2 separate regions of the Homo sapiens genome follow, and region 2 is linked to region 1. Evidence: chromatin loops called from intact Hi-C (ENCODE). Cell type or tissue: PC-9. All regions are shown on one strand.

Region 1 (2,500 bases):
AGTGACGGGATCAGTATTACTGATGTTTTTTTTCCTCAGCCTCCAACATGGCTCAATATAGTACTGGGCAGCAGAGAGAAAGTAACCCACATGTAAGCGGCTTAAGCCCAGATACTCATACTTCCTACGTATATGTGGGAGAGAGTAGTAAGATTCAAAGTAACCTGCTGGCTGATCACCAATGTGATATACCAATGGCATATACTCAGGTCCTTGTCAGGACTAATTTCATAAAGTATAATTATGCACATATTTTGTTGAACTTAGTTTACAGCAGTGATCTGTGTATAATCTGTTGTATAAAATGAAAGAATGAAAACATTTCCAAAAGTTTTCAAGTAGTTCATTTGAAATGGTTCACTGAGAGCAGTGAAGCATATACTTTAGAATAGCAGCATTGGATAACTAAAACTGTTTACCAAGAGATCTGGAAGGATCACCTGGTTCCTGCAAGCTTTTTCTAAGAAAGGCCAGATAGGGATATTAATTGAATTTTAATGCTTTCCAATAAACATTGACCCAGCAAGCTTTTTTAGATGACTAACTTTCTAATCTGCTTTGACATTTCTTCGTGGGGCTGCAAACAGTGATTTGTTGGTAGGTTTTAAAATATGTATAATTTGTTTTAGTGAAGAAGGTTTGGAAGTATACTGTAGAATTCTGTGAAAGCAGAATGGAGTCTTATCTGTAAGGAATAAGTCTGGAGGAATGGACAAGATCAACTTTTCATTTCTCAGACACCTTGTTGAGATGGATAGGAATTATTTGATGTTTTGACATAGTAAATTAGTTGTTCTGCCTCTCATTGTTATGTAACAAGAGATAAAATGCAATGTTGAACTTGATGGTCTTTTGCTTTCTAAACACTTTTCAATGTTTTTAGGTGTATAGTGTTGATTGGAGCCAAACCAGAGGTGAACAGCTTGTGGTGTCTGGCTCATGGGATCAAACTGTCAAATTGGTATGTTAGCATTATTGTATTCAAAAACGAATATTCCCTTCTCTAGAGCTTCCACTAAATTTTCTTCTCTTTTTCCAACATACTTCTGTAGCTCTATGATTCGACAGCTGAGCTTTCTTTTAAAAAAAAAATTAAAACACTTATTAGAACTTAAAATTTTCTAATCTTTTGGCTGTGAACTAATAGTTAGCTCAGCATTAGTTTGGCCCTTAAATACAGTCTTGCTTTATATCAAAACAGATCTTTAAAAATCCTTGAGATCTGTATATATATTGTATGCATATATATAAATGTATATAGTTTATTGGTGTATGTAGTATATGTAAAAGCATAAATTTGAATTTATCCCTCAAGTAATTGATCTATTCATTTATTTGTAGTGGGATCCAACTGTTGGAAAGTCTCTGTGCACCTTTAGAGGCCATGAAAGTATTATTTATAGCACAATCTGGTCTCCCCACATCCCTGGTTGTTTTGCTTCAGCCTCAGGTAAATTATTCTGTATTTACCAAAAGCCTTACTTGTAGTGAATGGTGGCCTTGTTTTTACCATTAGGTGGCGCTGTGTACCTTAGCTTCAGAGAGAAAACAGGAGAATATTACTATTCTTTTGTGTTCTTAAGACTTTACTTCTTTTTTTATTTTTATTTTTTTATTTTTATTATTATACTTTAAGTTCTAGGGTACATGTGCACAACGTGCGGGTTTGTTACATGTGTGTGCATGTGTGCCATGTTGGTGTGCTGCACCCATTAACTCATCATTTACATTGGATATATCTCCTAATGCTATCTCTCCCCCCTTCCCCCACCCCATGACAGGCCCCGGTGTGTGATGTTCCCCATCCTGTGTCCAAGTGTTCTCATTGTTCACTTCCCACCTATGAGTGAGAACATGCGGTGTTTGGTTTTCTGTCCTTGGAATAGTTTGCTCAGAATGATGGTTTCCAGCTTTGTCCATGTCCCTACAAAGGACATGAACTCATCCTTTTTTATGGCTGCATAGTATTCCATGGTGTATATGTGCCACATTTTCTTGATCCAGTCTATCATTGTTGGACATTTGGGTTGGTTCCAAGTCTTTGTTATTGTGCATAGCGCCGCAGTAAACATACATATGCATGTCTTTATAGCAGCATGATTTATAATCTTTGGGTATATATCCAGTAAATGGAATGGCTGGGTCAAATGGTATTTCTAGTTCTAGATCCTTGAGGAATCGCCACACTGTCTTCCACAATGGTTGAACTAGTTTACAGTCCCACCAACAGTATAAAAGTGTTCCTATTTCTCCACATCCTCTCCAGCACCTGTTGTTTCCTGACTTTTTGATGATCGCCATTCTAACTGGCGTGAGATGGTATCTCATTGTGGTTTTGATTTGCATTTCTCTGAAGGCCAGTGATGATGAGCATTTTTTCATGTGTCTGTTGGCTGCATAAATGTCTTCTTTTGAGAAGTGTCTGTTCATATCCTTTGCCCACTTTTTGATGGGGTTGTTTGATTTTTTCTTGTAAATTTGTTTTTAAGTTTTTTGTAGA
Region 2 (2,500 bases), 790 kb after region 1:
CTTACAATAAAGTAAGCTAGAGAAAAAAAATATTGTTAAGAAAATCATAAGGAAGAGAAAATATATTTACTATGTATTAAGTGCCATGTCGATCATCATAAAGGTCTTCATACTCATCATTTTCATGTTGAGTGGACTGAGGAGGAGGAGAAAGAGGAGGGGTTGTTCTGGTTGCCTCAAAGGTGGCAGAGGTGGAAGAAAATCTGAGTATAAGTGCACCCATGCAGTTTAAATCTGTGTTATTTGAAGGTCAACTGTATTTTTTAAAATTGTGGTAAAAACACATAACATAAAATTTATCATCCTAACCATTTTAAATGTACAATTTAGTAGTGTAAAGTATATTCACATTGTTATACAACAGGTCTCCAGAACCTTTCCATCTTGCAAAACTGAAACTACACTCATTGAACACCAACTGTCCATTTCCCCCTCCCCCAGCCTCTGGCAACCACCATTCTCCTTTCCTAATGTTCATCCATGTTGCAGCATATAACAGAATTTCCTTCTTTTTTAAGGCTGAATAATGTGCTATTGTGTGTATATACCATATTTTTTTTTATCCATTCATCTGTTGATGGACATTTGGGTTGTTTCCACATCTTGACTATTGTGAATAGTGCTGCAATGAACACGGGTGTGCAAATATCTCTTTGAGATCCAGCTTTGCATTCTTTTGAATATATACCTGGGATTGCTGGATCACATGGTAATTCTATTGCATCTATTTTCAGTGCTCTTCTGCCACAGGCTGCCAAGAAAACTTAGGAAAAACTCACAGGTCACATTTGAGAGCTTTCATGCTGCTTAGAGCTTCCTGGTTTGATTCCATCCGAGTCTATGAGGAAATGGCTGCTCTGGGAAGAAGCAGGAGTTAATTCAAGTCTGGAGAATGCCTGCTTTTTTGAAATCCCCAGCATGCTACATGTGATATGGGCTTATAAGAACCACATGCTTTCTCATGCTCCTTTGGCTCAACCTCAGAGGCATTCTAGAGTTGGCCCTTGCAGCTAGAAACCACAAGAATGTCAATGATGCAATTTAAAATATGCCAGTTCCCACTCCACTGGTCTGTAAACTAAATAAATTGCACAAAAACCCCTACAGTCTCACCTCCTTTATCAGAGGAAATTATTGAGAAGGTTTCAGTGATTTAGAAAATATTCAAGCATAGCTTCTTAAACATCAAGTAGCAGCATTATATGGAGTTGGTTTTGTTTAATAGTTTATTCACAACACTCAGTAATTGAACCACTAGGTACCATGGTGACAGAAATGAAGGTAGATGGATGGGAGTTATAGAAAGACAATGGGTCCCCTGTCTTTAATGTTAATTAGTTGGCCCCTGCCATATATTCCATCTGTTCACATACTGTGACCTCAACATACATGCTGCATGAAGAAAAAAAACTCAAAATATATATTAAACAATTATTAAGTTGGAAGTTTTAGAAATTGACCTAGGAGGTTGATATTTATAAAATATTTTTCCTGCCTTTTGAAAATTAAATGAAGATATAAAATTTACCATTAAAGAGAGGATATTTCAATTTCTTTGCTGTTAACTAACTATCATTTGCACTTTACAGGAGAATCAATTATGGACAATTACCAGTCAGTTGTTGGCCAATCAGATATTTTGATCCATGATTTGCTCCAGGCACCATTGTGGATTTAGATGTGAAGACAGTCCTGGGATTTCAATTTCTTCAGATGCTAGTGGTGTTTCTTGTAATTGTCAAAGCAGTGAACCAATCAAAGCACCTGAATTGAGTTAGGTTACTGTATAGGGTATGGGTTTTAAAATTGACCTTTTACCTCTATAAAGTCAAGGTCTTGCAATTAAGGAGACTTTTAAATATAGTTCCAGTTTGGGTAAGTATCTAAGCCCAAAGGAAGAGAGGAGTTAGAAGTTTGTAAGTATCAGCTTCAAAAATTTTTATACCGAAAAACTGGCCAAGAGGGGAAATGAGAAACACAAACATTTATCTCAAGAAAACAAGATAAACAACAGCAAAACACAAAAAATTTTGGAAAGGAAGACAGTTCACAATGAAAATTTTCTCTATTTCTATTTGCAAACCCTAAATAACTATTTTATGCTGATTGTGGAAGAGTTCAGTGAAAATTTGTGACTTCCTTTCATGGAGAAGACAGACTTGAGTGCCTATTGCCCCTCCAATGGGAAAGCAGTGTAAAGCTTGCTGCTTTCCTTGCACTGGAGGTTAGGCCTAATTGAACAAATGTATAACTGAATTGCATGTGTGTGGTGGCAGAGAGAGAAAGAGAGAGTGAGAGCCAGAGAGAGAGATGGAGAGAGAGAGAGAAATCCTTCAACGACTGGAGAGCTGAGAGAATGCCCGAGCCAGAGTCGCAGATCCCCTCAAAACAGAAGATATAAGAATAGTACCATTACTACCTGGGGCCATTGTTTTGAAAAAATAATGTCTGTATATCAGAGGAGCATATAAGTTAGTACACAGGCTCTGCAACAAGACTG

Evidence for each region. Peaks named below come from ENCODE experiments on the same cell type or tissue, not always from the same donor. Only the 100,000 strongest peaks of a DNase experiment are listed, where the experiment ranks them.
Region 2: a loop joins it to region 1, with 20 times the contacts of the local background. A loop is called at or near these places in 8 of 110 quality-filtered maps.

Annotation. Positions count from the first base shown.
Region 1 is chr6:136,844,732-136,847,231 of GRCh38, forward strand. It overlaps PEX7 (peroxisomal biogenesis factor 7), which reads left to right. Exons shown (of 10, transcript NM_000288.4): 4 at 884-961; 5 at 1,342-1,450. Among named protein-coding and RNA genes, the nearest start is that of PEX7, 23 kb to the left of the region's middle. In PC-9, a CTCF peak has its summit at 1,510 (motif pointing right); a DNase peak (open chromatin) is centred at 1,510; H3K27ac peaks cover 689 bases.
Region 2 is chr6:137,636,373-137,638,872 of GRCh38, forward strand. No RefSeq gene overlaps it. Among named protein-coding and RNA genes, the nearest start is that of LINC03004, 28 kb to the right of the region's middle. RefSeq lists a silencer at 952-1,011. In PC-9, no CTCF peak of the experiment used is centred here; a DNase peak (open chromatin) is centred at 979; H3K4me3 peaks cover 361 bases; H3K27ac peaks cover 1,024 bases.